Linked DNA regions of Homo sapiens: region 2 is linked to region 1. Evidence: read pairs that join two places in POLR2A ChIA-PET (ENCODE). Cell type or tissue: CD4-positive, alpha-beta T cell. All regions are shown on one strand. Each heading gives the region's core, and the rest is flanking DNA. Links, peaks and the distances in the headings are about the cores only.

The links. ChIA-PET counts read pairs that join two places held together with the same protein. Peaks named below come from ENCODE experiments on the same cell type or tissue, not always from the same donor. Only the 100,000 strongest peaks of a DNase experiment are listed, where the experiment ranks them.
Region 2: POLR2A ChIA-PET joins it to region 1 with 6 read pairs; 1 of 35 experiments calls an interaction of 5 or more read pairs at or near these places.

What each region holds. Positions count from the first base shown.
Region 1 is chr13:111,183,632-111,193,914 of GRCh38, forward strand. All of the region lies in intron 2 of ARHGEF7 (Rho guanine nucleotide exchange factor 7), which reads left to right. Among named protein-coding and RNA genes, the nearest start is that of ARHGEF7-AS1, 40 kb to the left of the region's middle. RefSeq lists enhancers at 509-648, 1,109-1,238, 1,339-1,598. In CD4-positive, alpha-beta T cell, for the core only: no CTCF peak of the experiment used is centred there; a DNase peak (open chromatin) is centred at 5,720; H3K4me3 peaks cover 950 bases; H3K27ac peaks cover 206 bases.
Region 2 is chr13:111,380,050-111,390,332 of GRCh38, forward strand. No RefSeq gene overlaps it. Among named protein-coding and RNA genes, the nearest start is that of TEX29, 65 kb to the left of the region's middle. RefSeq lists an enhancer at 9,175-9,675. In CD4-positive, alpha-beta T cell, for the core only: no CTCF peak of the experiment used is centred there; no DNase peak of the experiment used is centred there; H3K4me3 peaks cover 362 bases; H3K27ac peaks cover 382 bases.

The sequences.
Region 1 (10,283 bases), core at 1,565-9,564:
ATTTTTACCTATAAACCCTCTTCTAATCCATTTCTTCTCTTCCCCATTATGGCCTCTTTATGAGGGAGGGAATTTAATATACTTGCTCTGTCTCTCACCTTCCCCACAGCCCCTCTAAATCCCAATTTTTGCTAATTGTACCGGTTTTATAATTTTCAATTTTTTAGTAGTCACCTTTTAACTGTATTTCTAGTATTTCTTGACTTGTCATCTTAGACTTCTCTCCTGTGTAAAAGATGAGGAGCTCTGTAAGTCTCCACCAGGACTTGTGGGGAAGGGTTGACGGGGGTCACTTGCTTATGGCCGGGTGCGGGTGGGACTGCATTTTTTAACCCTCTCTGTGTGGTTGGGGTAGGATGGTGTTATGGTGTGACTCTGTCCCCACCCAAATCTCACCTTGAATTATAATAATCCCCACCTGTCAAGGGCGGGACCAGGTGGAGATAATTGAATCACGGGTTGGTTTCCCCGCCGTTCTCATGATCGTGAATTAGTTCTCACGAGATCTGATGGTTTTATAAGGGGCTTCCCCTGCTTTGCCTGGCACTCATTCTCTCTCGTTGTCCTGTGAAGAGGTGCCTTTTGCCGTGATTGTAAGTTCCCTGAGGCCTCCCCAGCTATGTGTAACTGTGAGCCAGTTAAACCTCTTTTCTTTATAAATTACCCAGCCTTGGGTATTTCTTCATAGCAGCGTGAGAACGGACTAATACAGATGGTTATTGTTGAAGTTTTTTGACCTACTAGGCTGCCCTGTCCTGGTCCTTTGGCTAGAGAGGATAGGTCTTTCTTGAGGCTTTTCTTCTGTACCTGTTGGTGTTTCTGGGTTGCTGGCTTGTTTAGCACTCAGTTTGGAGCATTTGAGGCAAAAAGAAAACCCAGAGAACCCGCTGGCATGGTTCCCAGCCCTGAAACCCTTAGCCGGTCTGCCTCCTCTCTCACATTCTGAGGCTGACGTTTGTTTTATAGGCAGCATCCAGGGCTTTTAGCTGCATTCAGCTGGAGGGAGGGGGAGATGTGTCTTCTCCATCTTTTTGGGAGTCATAGGTCAGTTCTCTTTGTGCTATGCTGTTATTTCCTATCAGGTGTGGCCTTGATGGGTTCTTCCTGTTTGTGAATAAAAGCCCAGTTGACTGGCATCAGAGCGGAGGGGACTGTGCAGTCCTGTGTGTGGGTTACCGGCCCCGTGGGCTTCACTGTGCGGGTTGTGTGTCTGGGAGCAGGTGGGGAGAACCGGATGGAGGGCTCTAGAAGCAGCTACACGAGCAGAGCTGAGGGAGACACTTTCTCTGCACCTGTTTCCTGTGTCACACTTCAGATGGGGGATAGTCCAGGCTGGTGGTGGAGCTCCCAGGGGATTTCGCTTCTGGGTAGAATTGTCATTTTTTTTTTTCCTCAGAGACTGTTGTGTGGGCCTAGTGGTGCATCAGGTTCCGGTTAGAATCCAGTGCAGGCCGCAGGCTTCTCTTTAATTAGAGAGGGTCACTTCACCTCCGGTTAGAATCCAGTGCAGGCAGCAGCTTCTTTTTAATTAGAGAGGGGTCTGGGTGCTGAGCTTCCCATCAGGAAGAAGGGGCTGTCGTGCTGAAGTCCTGAGGTGGGTCACGTGTCCCTTCCTGTGTTAGAAAACCGTCTTTGGTGCTCCTGGGGCTCCCTTACAAGTGCTGTTCTGAACTGTTAGGTCATTCAGAGTCCATCTGCGTCCTGTCCCCAGGGATCTCCTCAAACCCTGTTTAGACTGCTCATAGCCTTTCCCTTTTTAGCACTACAGCGGGTTCTTTCTCTGTTAATTTTTTGAAGCTTTTTCTTTCTCTCATTTCGGTGGCACCTTGGGAGGGATGGGAGTTAGATAGGTGTTTGCAGTGGGCCATCTTGAGAAACTTCTCAAAACTGGAGTCTTGTAACTGCTTGCATTTTGAAGTTAATGGAATGGGCGCATTGCCTTTATAGCTGTAAATGTTACTGCTTCACTTACTGTTAGCCCAAGCCAGTGTGTTGCATCTGCCCAGATCCTTCTTTGTGGTATGTGCTCACTTTCTGGCGACAGCCAGGCTGTTCTTTGCAGGCATGTGCTCCTAGCAGTCGAAGACAGAAGTTTGGGGGCCTGTGTAGGCTGTATGGGCTGCTGTGTGTGTGTACGTGGTGAGTTGTGTCTGAGACCACCCCTCCTCCCCTGGGTGCTGCCTGATCTGCCTGCATGACCGCTGTGGGACACCACTGTCTCTGGTGTCCTTTCCTGGCTGGCAGTGTGGTGGTGTGGGCAAAGCCAGGCTGGTGGGCTCCGATCTTGGTTCTGCCTTTGTAAGCTTTGTCACACTGTCTTTTGGGAGCTCGTGTGTGTGTGTGTGTGTGTGTGTGTGTGTGTGTGTGTGTGTGTTTTCGTTTTCTGCCTGTAAGATAAACTGGCATGCAGTCTACACTGAGGTACGGGCTGTGTGGGCCAGCACAGCATGCCGTGGTCCTAAGCAGGGAGGTGTCCTTCCTTTCCCCTGCCTGTTGGGGCTGCGCTTCCCTGCCTCGTGTGGAGGTTGCGCCCGGTCTGCAGAAGGCAGAGAGCATCTTGTTGGGAAGAGCCCTGCCTGCCTTCCCGTTGCTGTGCTCCTGCCTCCCTGCTCTGCTCCTCTCACCCCTTCCTGGAAACTACCTAAAATACTTGGTTACTTCTTTTTTGAAGATGTATTCTCTGTCCTAGTGTTTGGGTGTTGATACAGTGGAATCCACAAAATTGAATAAGATTTGATTTTCATTTTAAAGTGAAATAAATCATTTGGGTGCATGTTGGGTGAAAGTGCCGTAATTGATAGCATCCGTCATCAGACTTTAATTTTACCCCTGGGGTGTAGGAGTGGGTGGGATTAAGTACAAAATCTGCAGAAGCCAGGAAGTGAAAACGTACTGCTGGATTTCTGTTTTTCACATGTCCCCAACAATATGGACCATTTGCATTAAACTTAAATAGCACCACTTATTTAAGATTCATTTTTTACTCTTGTTCTGAAATCACAAGTTCCATTTGACAGTGATAGGACAAAATTATATTTTTAAACTTTGCAAACCACACTCCAGAGCTGTGCTAAAAATAACAATTTCTTGTGTCAAGAATAACTTTCTCAAGTTCCTGGAGGAGGCGAGCTGACTGGTGGCAACGCAGACCACTAAAGCTTCAGTGAGCCCAGAAAGTGTGCGCTCAGTCCCACATTGCAGAGGCCTCTCCGTCAGTATTGAGATGGTGGAAAGTGAGGAGAAGCAAAAAGACGACTACTTCTTTCCCCATTTCCCGGTCTGGTCTTTTTGGGGTCTACTACGTAGAGGTGCATCAGCCAGCGCTACCATGGAGGCAGGAGGCATTCTTTTGCTCTCGTGTCAGTACTGACGGGGTTGATTAAGGTTGCTGTGCTTGTTGGTGTGGGTATTGGGAGGGTGGTGTGAAAGCAGTTGGGCTGGAATAGAGCTGGTCAGTGTGTCCTTTTGCGTGCATTTGTGTGGCCCTAGTGCTACAGTGGTGTCCCTTAGCTCTGGGGGACTGTCTGAATTTTTGTGCTCTAAATTATTAATACATGTTTATGTGTGGGTTTGCCAGAATGCTGTGTCCGTTATTGTTGGCTCCTTGGACAGCTCTCCTTGTTCTGCTTCACTGGCTGTGAAATTGGTTCACGTGGTGGGCTCTGGGTCCAGCGAGATGCATCTGAGGTGTTGACCTGGTGGTGTGGGCCTGGGGCTGCCAGTGGTCCTGTTGCCTGATGAGGGAGACCGTTCCTGAAACTGTGGCGCACACTCAGGAGAGTAGGAAAGAGAGCGGAGAAAGCCTTCCGGTTCTGAGCTTGTGGCTCTTGCCATTCCTGACTTGTTTGTTGTGCGAACCAATAATTTCCTTTTTTTGTTTAAGCCAATTTGAGTTGGGTTTACTTGCTTGTAGTGGAAAGGTTCTGACACAGGATCTTTATTATATGAAGTATTTTCATAATGTACATTGTGTTATATATTAGACATATCACACGATCTATTTTGTGATGTAGTTTGCTTTGCTGTTTTTATTCTGTGGAAGATATTCCTGAATTTCTACACTTCCTATGAATTTGGAAGTGGGGTGAGGCAAAGTCACTAATATCGGGGTATCAGTAGGGGAGCCTTTCGAATCCCAAACATTGGAGTGTCCTTCTGTGACCCGTTTCTTTGTCAACTTTTGTCCGCTAGGCAGAGTGGCTGTGACATCTGACATCCAGTGTGAAGGTGTGGTCACTCAGCTGGAAGAGAAAAACCTAGCACTCTGAGAGTGGGTGGATCTGCTGGTGATTTTCAAGCAATGTCTTCCCGTTTTTGGATGCTCATCCCTTCTGTAGTTGGAGCCTTGTTCTCTTTTCCTTGAGTACAGGTGGGGCTGATGACTCATTTCTTATGAACCGAGCACAGCCTGCCTGACTGCTGAGGCTAGCTCATAGGATTCCTGAAGCTGCAGGCCCTGCTTTCCTTCCTGCGTGTGCCCTGGGATCACTCGCTCTGTGGAGTCCGTTGTCCGTTCTCTGAGGACTCAGGAACTGAGGCCTCCTGCTCACAGCCACGCTGTGGAGCTGTCTTGGTAGCACCTCCTCAGTCCCTGCAAGGCCTTAGGCTGCCAGAATCCCACAGCTTCAGCTGACATCTCAACGACCTCCCCTGAGACCCAGAGCCACATTCACCCAGCTAAGCTGCCCTGAACGCTGACACGCAGAAACTGAGATAACAGATGCTTGTTGTTTGGGCCACTGAGTTTTAGAGTGAGTTGCCTGTAGAAATGGATGAGCAGCATCTGTGCCTGGAGGTGAAGGGTGGAGCCAAGTGCATGTCTGTCAGAGTCCACTGCTATCCATCCTTTCCCTGCCTGCCTTCCTCCTACACGGTGCTGGATCCCCCAGAGGATCAGCAGCCGAGAGGCTTCTGCGAAAGAATGTGCTCCTTCAGGGCCGACTTGCATTTGTGTCTTTTTTTCTTGGAGATTTCTGTAAAACAGCAGCCGTTAGCAGTTATGTGATTACTGTGTTTAGAATTTGAGAAGAAAGGGAAAACCTTGTTTGCCATGGAATACATACTGTGTTGATAAGTCTTCCTTATTTTGAATAATGGAGAATTCTCTGTGTCTTAGCCAGCTAAGAGCTACTTACTTTTATCATGTTGTGTTAAAATGATAAAAGTTACTCTTCGGTGACCTAACTGCTTCACTTAATGAGTTTTGATTTTGTTTTTGCAGGATGCATTTCCTCTCCTTCAGGAATAAGTTCTGTTGGGGAAATTATGAAATATGGACATGTTACCACCTCCTGCTAGATGATGGCGTATTAATAAACAGTTCCTACATTTCAGTGTTTTGCACCCCCAAAGGTTTATTATGTCAGTTATGTGTTAGCTGCAGATAAGGTGTTGCTCTGCTCCAAGTGTCTTTCTTCAGCATCCAGGCTGATAGAACAGCTCCATTTTGAGCCTTGCCATTCTCATTTAAGGAAAAAGGATAGGAGGTTGGCTGGAACACCTGAAGGCTTCCAAGGCTTCTGCTTAGAACCAGGGTGCTTTCTTTCAGCTTGGAGCTGGTGTCTGCCTCTTCTGTCATATTTTGTCCGGAATTGGTTCCTTCTGGTGGGTTCTTGGTCTCGCTGACTTCAAGAATGAAGCCGCAGACCCTCGCGGCGAGTGTTACAGTTATTAAAGATGGTGTGTCTGGAGTTTGTTCCTTCAGATGTTCAGATGTGTCAGAGTTTCTTCTTTCCGGTGGGTTTGTGGTCTTGCTGACTTCAGGAGTGAAGCCGCAGACCTTCGCAGTGAGTGTTACAGCTCTTAAAGGTGGCGCATCCGGAGTTGATTCTTCCTCAGAGTAGGTTCGTGGTCTTGCTGACTTTAGGAATGAAGCTGCAGACCCTCGTGGTGAGTGTTAACAGCTTATAAAGGTAGTGAGGACCCAAAGAATGAGCAGCAGCAAGATTTATTGTGAAGAGCGAAAGAACAAAGCTTCCACAGCGTGGAAGGGGACCCAAGTGGGTTGCCGCTGCTGGCTCGGGTGGCCAGCTTTTATTCCCTTATTTGGCCTCGGCCACATCCTGCTGATTGGTCCATTTTACAGAGTGCCGATTGGTGCGTTTTTACAGAGTGCTGATTGGTGCATTTACAAACCTTTGGCTGGACACAGAGCACTGATTGATGCATTTTTACAGAGTGCTGATTGGTGTGTTTACAGACTTTTAGCTAGACACAGAGTGCTTATTGGTGTGTTTACAATCCTTTAGCTAGACAGAAAAGTTCTCCAAGTCCCCACCCGACCCAGAAGCCCAGCTGGCTTCACCTCTCAATCCGCCCTCTAAATAGGAGACTCCAACTGCTGTTGGGAATTGGGCAGTGACCGCTCTAGCTACTTCCTGCTGGATAGGGATGAAGAAGGGGCCCTGAAGTTGTAGTGTCCTCCAGAGGAGAACTATTTAGGCTAGTGAAAGGGCCAGTGGGTTTGTCCAGGGGCCCTTGGTAGAAGTTGTTAGTTGAGCTCATTTGGGGTTCCATTTGTAAGACCATCTGTAGCTTGATAGCCTTGATTCTAGAGGAAACACATTTGAGGAGGTTAAAAATACAGGGCCCGAAGGCGAGTAATAGCAAGATGGCTGCCACGGGACCTAGAAAGGGGAGAAGCCATGTTGCCCAACTCCAGAGGTTCGTATAAGAGTTTGAAAGGCATTGTCTGACTTCAGAAGCCTTTTCCCGTAAACACCGGGCAGCATCTCGTACTATCCCTGACTGGTTAGTGTAAAAACAACACTCTTCCCCTAAGAAGGTGCAGAGTCCTCCTTTCTCAGCAGTGAGGAGGTCTAGGCCTCGGTGGTTTTGGAGAGTCACTGCTGCCAAAGAGTCTATTTGGGATTGTAGAGTAAGGATAGATTTCGTTATTTCTTGCAAACTGAGAAATCCTTTGAGAGTGTGTGGTAGTAGGATAATGAAGTAGATAAACTGGCTACTCCGGTTCCTGTAGCAGTAGCCATTCTTAACCCTATAAGTAGGGGTATTAGTTGTATGGCTCTGCGATGACAGACTTGAGCTTTGAGGGGTACTGATAAAGTCTGATTTCCTGAGGCAATGTTAATGTTGGGACTTAGAAAGACTAAGGTGCAGGTGCCTGTCCAGTTGGTGGGGAGGCAGATATAGGTCGATGTTCCACATAAGAAGAATACATCTTGGCTGGGTAGACAGAACTGGTTGTGTATGTTAAAAAGGTGTGTGAGTTTGTTGTTTTCATTTTCCCATACTCCTAGAGTACTTGCCAAGGTAGCTCTGGTGAGTGGCTGGAAAGGGGTGTTGGGAGCAAACTGAGTGGCTCCCTGTGTTCTGTTTTCCCATTGGAGAAAAAACTGTTTTGTATCTACTAGGAACCATTCATTAGAGAGAGTGATTGAAAGAGGGGATGAGAAAGCATTCACTAGTGGTGGGGGCGCTGCTGCAGGGGGTCCAGGGGTGAATGGTCATGCAGGGAGTATGTTTGCCATTACAAAACCTGGACTGTTTAGGGAGGAGGTGATGATTTTGGGGGGCCCTGAGAAGTGGACAAGCCGTCCGCATGGAGCTGTTTGGGTGACTTGGAAGTTACTATGATCAGTTGGGGCTTGAAGTTGTGAGGTGTAATTACACTGATGGGGTGGTAGGTGCCCCAGGGGCAGGCCTGATAACAGGTTGCATTGGATGCATAAAGGGACATGGAAAGTTAAGATGGTATTCATAGTAACAGGGCCGTGTATGCGCTTTTCATTGCTTGTGTAATAGATGAGGTTGGAAATGTAAGAACGTAAAAGTTGGATTGCACGTCCTGTTAGGGTATTCTTGGTCTTATCAGAGATGGGGAAGTTGGCTAATGATTGCATATTTAGAAGTTGGAAAGGGTCTTTTCCTTCATAATGAGGGTGATAGGTTAAGTTGGTAGAGACCCAGGTTTTTGCAGGAATGGGAGTGGCTACGTAAGCAGAGATTGATAGATACAAAGCCAACAGTCATTTGTGAGGGAAGGATTGGACTGGTTTAACAGAGAGTGGGTTGAGAGTCTTGTAGAGGTATTTAGGAGCTAGTGGAAGGGGAGGGGTGATTGTATGAGGTATCCAAGGAAGCAGGAGGGATAGATAGTCAAAGAGTAAATAGGAAGGTAAAGAGGGTGCTCTGGAAGACGAGATCATTTTATCCAGGCTGAGTTAAAGGTAGGAGTAAATTGCTGTCAGAAGGAAGGAAGATAGAAAGAAGGTTGATAAGATTAGGATTTTCGTCCTAGCAGGAGCTGTAGTATATAGCCCTATCACAAAGAGTATGGTTAGTATGCTGCTTAATCATATGATGAAATAGTAAAAGGATTCCATTAAAGGGTTAAGGAGAGGTGTTAAAGATTATGTAGGTTTTCACTTATCTTTTTTAAGGAGGAAGGGGTTTTTCTTCAGGATCAGTGGTAGGAGCCTTTTTAGTCTGGGATATTTCCTTCCAAAACAGGAGATGCAAGTCCTCCAGTGGTTCGCAGGTGTATCAAGGCTGGTCTGGCTGATCTTGGGACTCCTGAGCTGATGGTCCTGCAGGTTTCTCAGCGGGTGTCCAAAATTTAACTCGGGTGTGGTGAATCCAAGATTCCACTCCTGCCACCTTAACTGCAGTGGGGGTAGAGAGGATTACCGAGTGTGGTCCTTCCTACAAAGAGCCCATGGATGGGGAGGTAGAGGGGAGAGATTTGACCAACACTAGATCTCCTGGTTGAAACAACTCTGTTCCCTTTTCTCTGTGACATCCTTCAGGTAGGATTTTAAGGTTTTGTTGATATTTTGCCAAAGAAGTTATATCTTTGACGAAGTTGGCCGTTTCCTGATGAAGTAGGACGTCATTTGTGAGAAAAGGTCGTCCATACAGCATTTCATATGGACTGAGCCCCATTTTGTGAGGAGAATTTTGGATTCTCAACAAGGCCATGGGCAAAAGAGTAGGCTATGGGAGATGAGTTTCTTGTGTTAGTTTCCTTTAGTGCCTCTTGAGTGTTTTGTTTGCCTTCTCGACCTTCCCTGAGGATTGTGGCCTCCAGGCGCAGTGAAGGTGATATTGTATCCCTAGCGCCCTGGAAGGGTACCGAGTTACCACGGCTTTAAAAGCTGGACCATTGTCGCTCTGTAAGCTTTGGAGAAGCCCAAATCTAGGAATTATTTCATGAATTAGGACTTTAATCACTTCCTGAGCCTTCTCTGTCTTGCGAGGGAAAGCCTTTATCCAATTTGTAGAGGTATCAACACACACCAATAATTATTGAAATCCCTTCGACTTAGGCATATGGGTGAAGTCTAAATGCCAGTCCTCTCCGGGCTAGTGACCTATTCTTTGTTCCCTTAGAGGGGACTTATGATGGACCAAGGGATTATTCCTTTGGCACACCTCACAGACTTTGACTACCTGTCAGATGGTCCGGAGGAGATTTGGCCCTGTAAATAGGGATTTGGCCATTTGATGAGTGTTTTCAATACCCATATGAAAAGTTTGTTGGAGGGTTTTAAGTATTTTCCACTGGATGGCTTTGGGTATAAGTACCTTTCCTCCTTCTGTCATTAACCACCCCGAGGGGAGACAACTATGCCCCCGTGAAAGTCCCCATTCTGTTTCAGTTGGGGAATACTGGGGCTTAATCTCTTGGAGGGGGTTGTTCCATACCAAGGGTCCTTCCGTAGGTATTTCTAATGGGAGGTTCCTCCTGGCAGCAATTTTGGCCTCAGCATCTGCCCTGCGGTTTCCTTCTGCCTTTTCTCCTTCACTTCCTTCTGCCTTTTCTCCTTACACTTTGGCAGTGTAAGACTGCCACCTCCTTGGGTTTTTGCACTGCGTGCAATGACTCCATAATTTCCTTGTGGTATTTAATGGGGGTTCCCTCAGAGGTTAGGAACTCCCTTTCTTTCCATATTGCAGCATGGGCATGTAGGATTAGATAAGCGTACTTGCTATCTGTATACACATTTATTCTTTTTCCCTTTCCCAATTCCAAGTCTCGGTTAAGTGCCACTAGTTCTTCTAACTGGGCACTGGTCCCTGGGGGAAGAGGCTTACTTTCAAGTGTCGTTACATCACTAACTATGGCATAACCTGCCCTTTGTATTCCATTGTCCACCAATGAACTTCCATTGGTATACAGGTTAAGGTCAGGATTAGTTAAGGGGACTTCCAAGAGATCATCTCGGGCAGCATAAGTCTGGACTATAATTTGTTGGCAGTCATGCTCGATTGGTTCGCCATCCTCTGGGAGAAAAGTGGCAGGGTTGAGGGCCACGCATGTA
Region 2 (10,283 bases), core at 1,365-9,364, 200 kb after region 1:
TTATCAACGCATCTTTATTGTAGCAATTACTCCTCTGGTGTGTTAGTGGTGATTTTCTATTTCCCTTGTTCTTTCTACATGCATTAATGAGAATTTTTCCATAAGGAAGATTTGTCTCTTCTTCCACATTTATTTATAAACTCAGTCATTTATGTCAGTATGGACTCGTGCATGTTTGTTTTATTTTAGGGGTAATAATCCAGTGCTATCATCATTTATTCTGTTGTTCCTCACATTGCTTCAGTTTTAGCCCTCATGACTACCCTCAGGTTGCTTCTGGGTCCTTCTGACACAGCTTCATCTTGTTTGCTTGAGCACTTCCTTGCTTTCTGGCTCTGAAAGGTACCATATATATATACATCCTGTAATTTCCCTGCCTTCCCTGGAATCAGCCATTTCTCTAAGGAGCTTCCTGACTAGAGGATGGTGTTAGAAACCACCATCTGGGCATGGGATGTGCTCACCACTTCTGGGGTGTCACAGCCTCCAGTCCCTCTCAGCACTTCCCTTTCTCTGCTCACTGGATTTCTGGGCATGCACTGGGACCTTCTGTTCAGGTCAGTCTGCATCCTGGCACGGCTGCCCTCGGCTGTCCTCGGCCATCTCCCACTGGCCCCTCTCCCTGAAGGCTCCTTGTGAAGCTGCCCTGGTTCAGGCTCCTGGCATGGCGCTTTATTTGCTGCTTGTTCTCGGTCTCCAAGTTGGACAGAAATGTAGACATGTTGTTCCCAGGCTTCACAGTGGAGGAACTTGGTGTCATTTTTTTGTTTTGTTTTGTTCTTGTTTTTTTTTTTTTTTTTTTGCATAGGTCAGGGTAACCAATTTGTTAAAGCTATTAACCTGGAAAGTCATATCATCCTTTGATTCTCGAAATTTTTAGTTTTTTGCTTTTTAAAATAATTTATTACTTTCCTTTTATCCACTTAGATATGAATTTAATAAATAACCCTTATTGGAAGATTCAAATAACTTTTCAAAAAAGGAACTTTAATACAACATACGTAAGTGAATTTAGTTGCCATGGAAGTTGATTGTAGATTCTTTTGATCATATTTTATTCATCTTATTTTTTCCCCTCCAGCATCTCTTGGCAAAAGAAATTAGTGGAGAGATTTTAACGGTCTTTCGGGTCATTGGTTGTTTTTCCAAACTGGAAGGTTATGTTGGATGCACTGATGTGGTGGGTGAGCAGTCCCAGGGATGTCTGCTTAATGACTGAGAGCACTGGGGTCCTTAGGAAGAAAGTCTGTGAGGGTCTCTGACTGTCTGCAGACACTTTCTCCACTTTCTCCTCATCTGTTCTGCTGTGTCTCCTTACTGGAGTATGATTACAGATGTAAAATCCCTGTAAAGTGACCAGCAGAGCAGCACTGATGCAGATGAAGGTGTGTGTGGAGGCAGCTGGTCCCAGGAGTCTGGCTGTGCTCTGCACCTCTGGACACAGTAGGCGTCAACTCAATGCACATTTATTAGTTGAAGGAATAAGGGAGGGCACTGGTGAGTGAGGGAGCTCCCAGGGCCTCCTGCCCCTTTCAGATGGTGAGATAGTCATTCTGAAGTCAAGGATGTGTGTTCTGATGCAGATGCAAACTCTACAGTAGAAGCTGGGGCAGGGAGAGCTCTGCAGAGATGGTGGAAGGAGTGGCTGTTCCAGGGCTGTGGTGACTGCGGGGTGGGGTCTGCAGAGATGGTGGAGGGAGTGGCTGTTCCAGGGCTGTGGTGACTGGGGGTGGGGTCTGCAGAGATGGTGGAGGGAGTGGCTGTTCCAGGGCTGTGGTGACTCAGGGGTGGGGTCTGCAGAGATGGTGGAGGGAGTGGCTGTTCCAGGGCTGTGCTGACTGGGGGGTGGGGTCTATAGGGATGGTGGGGGGCTGTTCCAGGCCTGTGGTGACTGAGGACTTGGCTCTATAGAGATGGTGGGGGCTATTCCAGGGCTGTGGTGACTGGGGGTGGGGTGGGGTTGCAGAGACGGTGGGGGCCTGTTCCAGGGCTGTGGTGATGGGGGTGTGGGCTCTATGGGGATGGTGGGGCTGTTCCAGGGCTGTGGTGATTCGGGGCTGGGCTCTGCTCTGTAGAGATGGTAGAGGGGGCTGTTCCAGGGCCATGGTGGCTTGGGGGTGGGGTCTATAGAGATGATGGGGGGTTGTTTTAGGGCTGTGGTGATGGGGGGATGGGCACTAGAGAGATGGTGGAGGGAGTGGCTGTTCCAGGGCTGTGGTGACTTGGGGGTGGGGTCTGTAGAGATGGTAGAGGGTTGTTCCAGGGCTGTGCTGATGGAGTGGGGGGTGTGGTCTGTAGAGATGGTTGGGGGGCTGTTTCAGGGCTGCAGTGACTGAGGACTTGGCTCTATAGAGATGTTGGGGCCTGTTCCAGGGCTGTGGTGGTTGTGGGGGTGGGGTCTGCAGAGATGATGGAGGATGTTCCAGGGGTGTGGCAATGGGGGGATGGGGTTGTGGAGATGATGGAAGATATTCCAGGGCTGTGGTGATGGGTGGGGGTCGGGTTGTGGAGATGGTGGGGCCTGTTCCAGGGCTGTGGTGATGGAGGTGGGGTGGGGTTGTGGAGATGCTGAGGGGCTGTTTCAGGGCTGTGATGGAGAAAGGTGGGGTCTGTGGAGATGGTGGGGCCTGTTTCAGGGTTGTGATGGCGGGGGGTGGGGTCTGTGGAGATGATGGGGTTGTTTCAGGCTGTGATGATAGAGACAGGGTGGGGTTATGGAGATGGTGGGGGCTGTTTCAGGGCTGTGGTGGTTGTGGGAGCCCTGCAGAGATGATGGAGGATGTTCCAGGGCTGTGATGGGAGACAGAGTTTGGGCTCAGGGCCACGCACCCCTGGGGATGAATCCAGCTCTTTCCTTGCCTACTGGGTTACCAGGGCAGGTCCTTTTGTGTCTGGTCACAAAGTGAAATTCCCCTTCTTGGAGAAAACTCCTCTGGGTCCTCCCACTGCCCCCATAGGAGACTCTTGTGTGTGGAAGCTGCTGCTCATGCACTAGGTCCCTTGGGCTGGAGACGGGGAGGCCGTGGGCTGGAGGGGACTTGGGCCACTGCACTGGGATGAGGCCACCTCACCAGCTGGTTCTCAGCTCTTTTGTTTTGCATGACATTTCTATTGAAAATAGATAATAAAATTCCTAGACTAATCCTTAAATTGTTTCTTTCCATCTCTGCCTTCCTTTTCTTTGTTTTGTTTTCTATTATCTGGGTTGTTTTCTCCATCTCTATTCCCCAATTAAGTTAAAAAGTATTTTTCTCATGTTGTCTTTTTTGTTTCCTGAGTGATATTTCTTTTATGGAATCCTCTCCCCGTTTCATAGAATCAACCTCTCATCTCTTTGGTATTGTTAGTTATCCCTTTCAGAAAAGTCTTCCCGGTCACCTTGATGACACGTACTCGCTCTGAGTTCATTCTCGATTTTCAGCCTTTCCTTCTCGGTTTGTTATAGGAGGAACTTTTACCAAATGCCTGGGATTTCTGATATTGAGTCCATGTCTGATGCTTGGTTTCTGTGGGTGAGGTTTGCTGGCTGGCGGGTGATTGTGTAGGGACTTCACTATTTTGTCAGAAGACCCCTAACCTCTCTTGTCTTTCCTTGTGGGCATCGGACGGCCCTCCTACTGCTGATGGTGGCACAGGCCAGGCAGCAGGTGGCCCAGACGCTGGGCTCCCAGGGATACGGGCCTCAGTCTATGTCCAGGTGGCACCACATCTTCTTCACCTGTGGCTGTTCCGCTTTGCTTAATGCCACGATTATGGATGCCTCCCACTCAGAGACTGACCTGCCCGCTTCTGCTAGAGCAGAGGGGCTCCATTTCCTGGCTGTGGGGCTGGGAGAAGGGACTTGGGGCTCTAAATGGTGTCTCATTGGAATTCGACGACTCCGTGTCCTCCACACCCCTCACGTCTTGCCTCAAGAGACACAGGTGCCCCTGGTTCCTGAGCTGCTCCGTGGCCCTGGGTGTCTCTGCTGGCTTCTCAGGGCTCCTCTCATCTGGAGGCACCCATTTCCTGGAGCTCTGTCTGCGTCAGTGGCTGGTACCTGTCTGTCCTCATCATCCAGGGGTGCGTCCATACCTCCCGCCGGCTGCCAGCCCCCTCTCCTTTCCATTTGTCCTTGCAGTTTGCGTCTTTCCTCTCTAGTGCGATTAATGTGTAGGGAGTAGAGATGGAGGATGCTTCCCCTGCTCTAAGCAGGAGGCGCTTTCTGCTGCTGTCTAGCCACACCTTGCCTCGCTTCCCAGCACACCTTCTTCCTTTCAACTGTCTGCCTGAGATGTTGACATCTGAGAGTTTCTCATTTGTTGTTACGAAAATGATTCCTGCCTGGAAAATTTGAACATTTCTAAATGAAAACAAAATTAATAGTATTATCTCTCAAGGTGTGAGTTTATTTGTGCATGTGTGTGCTTCTGCATGTGTGTGTATCTGCATGTGTAGGTATCTGCTTATGTGAGCATGCATGTGTGCATGTGTATCTGCATGTGTGAGCATATGTATAAGCGTGCATATGTGTGTACATGTGTGTATCTGCATGTGTGCATGTGTGTGCATGTGTATCTCTGTATCTGCATGTGTGAGCATGTGTGTGTCTGTGCATGTGTATCTGTGTATCTGCATGTGTGAGCATGTGTCTGTGTGCATCTCTGCATCTTGCATGTGTGTATATCTGCACGTATCAGCATGTGCGTATGTGTGTCTGTGCATGTGTGTATACCTGCATGTATCTACATGTGTGAGCATGTGTGTGTGCATGTGAGTGTGCATGTGTGTATCTTTGTGTATCTGTGCATGTTTGTGTGCATATATGTGTATCTGCATGTGTGTGTGTGTATCTGTGTGTGTGTGTATGTACATACCCGTGAAGCAGGGCGAGGAAGTGGTGTGGCAGGATGTTGGGGGAAGGGTACTGGCAGAGGAAGACCTGATGCACAAGTTTAAAAGATGCCAGAAGCACAGCTGAGGCTGAGGCTGGGGTTGCTAATTCCCTCCGATGTGTGCATGCCGCTGATAGCAAGTTATGCGTATGACATTCTGACACTCTCTCTCAAGAAAGAGGAAGAGTGGCGTGAAAGATTCGGAGGATGCTGATTTAATTGGAAAGCCACTGAGGGCTGAGCAGAGCGGGGTGAGGAGCTGCTGTGTCTCTGCACAATGGCGATGGTTGAAGGTTGTATATAAGGTGGCCTTATTAAAGTGACAAGGCAATTTAATTCCTTTGTGCACAATGATTCTACTTCATTGATTTACAATGGGAAGGATATAATTTTGCTAGTGTTGGCAAAAAGCTCAAATGTCAGCCTTTTCAAATCGCCATACTTGCCTTGTTCAGGATGAATAATGAATAAGTCACCTTTTGTCTACAGTTAAATATTCTTGAATAAATACAAAGAACATAAAAGACATAAATGATTGCCTGATTTATATTTAAAATAAAGATCAACATTGTGATAAATGGTTGAAAATGCTGTGTGTGCAGCAATATGACTCTCCTGATAATTACATTATCAGTTAGGGAGCAGCCCAGGTGTAGACCGTGGTTGCGTGCACACACCCACTAACCCACAGCCCCGTACGGGAGCAGGCCCCAGGCTCTCCATGAAGGGGAGCTGGGGCCCTGGTCTCCTCAGACTCCTCTACATCCTGCAAACCCCAGCCAGGGAAGGCCAGGGGCTGGGACCCTTCTAGCTCCTCAACAGAGGGAGGAGGGCAACTTCAGTAGAAGCAGAGTCACACTGGGCCTGGGGGCCTCCAAGGCCCCTGGATCATTTTCTGTTTGTCACCTTTGAAAGGAAGTTTGTAGGAAACATAGGAGAATAAGAAAGCATGTTCATCTGACAATTCAGCAAATCCTTGGCTAAAATAACCCTAGCTTATCCACACCATGGAATTCTATGTAGCTATTGGAAATGAAGGAACAGGGAGAAGAATATTTTATGAGCAAATTACTATCTTCATATTCTCAAATGAATAAAGCATGCTTCAGTAAGATTCAGTAAGATTCTATTTTTATTACAAATGTGTGTGTATGTATATGTATATATATGTACATACATATGTATATATACACATATGTATGTGTATATATACATACACTATATATAGTGGATATATAGAGTGTATATATGGTGTGTATGTATATATATAGTGTATATATATAGTGTATATATATAGTGTACATATATAGTGTGTATATATATAGTGTACATATATAGTGTGTATATATATAGTGTACATATATAGTGTGTATATAGTGTGTATATATATAGTGTATATATATAGTGTGTAATATATAGTGTGTATATATATATTTATATGTGTGCGTGTATATATATATATATATATATATATAGTGTATGTATTAGGGTTCTCCAGAGAAACAGAGCCAATAGGGTGTGTGTGTGTGCGTGTAGAGAGAGAGATTGATTGATTTTAAGGAATTTGCTTACATGATTGTGGAAGCTGGCAGGTCTGAAATTTGCATGGTGGGCCGGCAGGCTGGAAACCCAGGGAAAAATGAATGCGATAGTCCTGAGCCTGAAGATGGTCTGGAGGCAAATTCCTACTTCCTCAGGGAAGTCAGTGTCTTTCTCCTTAGGCCTTCAACTGACTGGATGAGGCCCGCCCGCCTTAGGAAGAGGCACCTGTTTCACTTGAAGCCCAGTGGTCAAAGATTAATTTCACCTAAAATTACCTTCAGAACAACATCTAGACTGATGTTTGACCAAACATGTTGGCATCAGGGCTTAGCCAAATTGACACATAAAATTCCACCATCCCAATGTGTGTATGTATGTGTCTCATTAAAAGAAAACACATCAAAATGTTGACAATACTTGTCTCTGGACAATTGTTCTTTTCTGTATATTTGCATTTTCTCATTGCTTTTGCAACAAATGTGTTTTATTTTTGCAACAATGAGATGATATATTTTAAAAATATCTTGAGACTCAAATCTGTTGTGTGCAATCCACCTGAATCTTGGCATTTCCAGGACCGTGGTCAAGGGCGACATATCTGAGCACTTAACAATTTTCTCCTGCAGCGAAGGAGCCCCTCCCTCCCAGGGTGTCCACAGTGATGGTGGTGCGGCCGGTCCTGGGAGGGGAGGTAGATCTTGGTTCTGGCCTCAGAGCAGCCACTGAGCAGCTGTGTACCCCTGCGAAAGCACCTTGATTCTTGGGGCGTCTCTGTCCTCGCATGTCGATGACATGCCTGCTAGGGCCACGTGAGTAGCTCTGACAGGAAGGGGCATTTCCCAGTGTCCTGTGATTGGGAGTAGGCAGAGATACACTTAGCAAGGGTTTAGGGATGCCACACCTCTCTCTGCTCATACGTGGGACAGTGCCAGAGCACAGAGCTGGTCAGCATCCCACTCGCCCTTTAGTATACTGCTGGGCATCCACGCAGGTGAGAAACTGCTGGGATCGGCTGGGCTGAGCCCTCACCCAGTTTTCCATCCACAGATGCACACGTGCACACGCAGTGCAGTTGCCCTGCTTCAATGCACACTCTTGTTTTCTAAGATGCAGCTGCGATGGAAACTGAGGAGACGCTGCACTTTGTGCTGTTTGGAAGTTGCTGGGGCTGTGCGTCGTGGCAGAGCCTCAGTGCCTGTGGCTCAGCTTGGCAGCTGTGTGTGCACGCTCCCTGCTCAGGTGACTCATACAGATCCACCACGACATCAGCATGTCCTTAGAACGCCTGTGCGTTTGCATATTGAGGACATTACCTTAATAGAAATGACTTTTGCTTATTATAGTTGCAATATTACATATTGCTTGAAATAACAGATGTAGGAAGATCATGGAGTCTGTAACTATTTTCAGGATGGTATAAAGAGGCTGTTACAAAGCACTCATCATGAACAGTGGACTTTGGTCAACTGGATGAGGCAGCACTGCGAGGTGGCACTCAGCATCCATAGCATCCTGACCCTGTGTCACAGCAGATAAGGTGTCCTCATCTGTGCTCTCCCATGTGTGTATCTGACTCCCCTTAGTCCGGGTTTGCAATGGGGCAGGAAGGAGATGACCCCCAGACAACTCTGAGCCCACCTGTTTCTCCACCTCTGCTCTGGGCACCTGCCCCAGCGGCTCCATCACTTACCGGATTATTGAAATAACCTCCTGGCTGACTCCAGTCTCCAGAGGGTGAGTGATTGGAGGCCTCTCTCGGCAGTGCAGAGCTGCTCACGGAGGCCTTTCTCGGCAGTGTGGAGCCGCTCATGGAAGCATCTCTCTGCTCACCCCCTTGGCCTACAGCCTCAACAACGTTGCACTGATCGTAGGATAAAGAGCTGCTCGCTTAGTCATGGGGCACAATGTTGATGCCAAGGTTAGGTGGCTGCCTTCAGTTTTCCTTCCTAGCCGGATGAAAGGCTGTGGGCACGTCACTACTTGTGACCACCTGATTGGTGCTGTCGTGTCCCTCTGCTGGGCCTCGGTCCAGCCCTGTGTCCAGTCCTGGGCCTGCCTCGCTCTTTATGCAGAAATGGAAGGGACACTGACTCTAAAGTACCACTCCTCACTCCTCTTTCAGCCACGATAGCGCTCGCTTAGGGGCTGGATCCTGCTTAAACAGACGTCACAGGACGGCTGCCCCTCCTCGCTTCCCTCCTCCCTCTCCTCATTGTCCTGATAGCCCAGACTAAGAGGCACCATGTCCTTTCTCTCCTTCGGAAGACCAGCCTTTCCGTCATGAAACTTTTATTTTTACTATTCAGTATGTGAGAACGGGTGTGTGAGAGAGTGTATGTGGGTTTGTATTTGAGTGTGTAAATGTATGTGTGAGTGGGCATATATGTGTCACTGCATGCAATAGTGTGCACGTGTGTGTGCACGTAAGTGCACATTAAATGTGTGTGTAAAAGTCCGCGTGTCTGTGCCTGAGTGTGTGCATGTGTGAGTGGGCATGTGTGGGGGAGCAGTGTGAGTAGCTGTGAAGGGCTGGCATTCACTGTAGAGGTCCAGGCTCTGCCCCTTGCCTGGCCCTGGGAGCAGCAGGATGCCAGGGGAAGGACGCAGGGGGTGGTAGGTGCCCAGAGGGCAGGGAGCAGAGCATCCATCAGGTGTTCACTGGTCCCCAGTGAGTCCTGCCCTTTCTGCTTGACTCTGCCGTCAAGAGCAGTTTTTCCGAATGAGAGAACCAAGCAACGCCAAAGTAACCACACGTGGGGCCGTGTCCTCTGGTGGGGGTGTCTCCCACCCAGCTCCCGTGCCCTGGGCTGGAGTTATGGTCCAAGACCTGGAGCGGCGCCATCCAGACCAGAAGGAGATGGTGCAGGAAGCCCTCATGCAGGGAGATCAGCACCCAGCGCCCGTCCGCACAGGAGGTGGTGGGCGGGCACCAGCGAGGAGGAAATGCAGGCAGCACTGAAGTCAGAGCTGCTGCTTGATAGGGCGACAGCCTCATGAGAGAGAATGGAGCTGGCTGTCCTACTTGGCAGCAGGGAAGTAGAAGGAGAGAGGCAGGCAGCCGTGTGTGAGCCCAGGTGTTTGGGGACATGATCACACATGCACACACGTGTATACACAACACACACGTACACACAACACACACATGTACATGCATGCACATGAAGACAGTCCCATGCACATGTACATGTGTGTACTTGCCTGCACAATATGCACACATGCACACACAACATACACATGCAACTGTGTACTCACATGCACACACACACGAACATGAACAGATGGCACACATTTCTCAGTCTAGGCCCGTCAGGAAGCTGTGCCTGGCTCGCTGCAGACTGGAGACCATTCCCGGGTGGAGGCCAAGGCTGTGGCTGAGAGACTCTGGCTGGAGCTTGAAGTTGCTGGGTGCAAAGGCTCTGGGAGCCAGTGCTGAGGAAGTGCGTGGAGCACAGAGGCCTGCGGGTGACACTCCAGGTAGCAGGGAACAGGCGAATGTGTAGAAACTAAGACAGAAAAGTTTATCTACGGGAGTGGCCCCTGGAAGAGGCAGGAGGACTGCAGAGAGAAAGTCTGGGGGTACCTGCCCCGTAGCCCTTCTGCTCCCCTGCCGCTCCTACCCTTACCTTTCTCTGTCAGAACTGAAGAGATCGTGCTCTGTGCTTTAGGCACTGTCGACATGAGGGTGCACATGGCCCATGCTCAGTCACCTGCTTGTTAATCGTTTCAGTCATGTGATGAACACCCACAAACCCACCGTCCACCTGGGCCGAGGATGTCTTGACACCCCCCTTCTGAGCCCTGCACCCCCAGAGACAATCACCCGTTGGTGCCGTGTGGATCCTCACTTTGACTTTGGAGCAGTTTCTG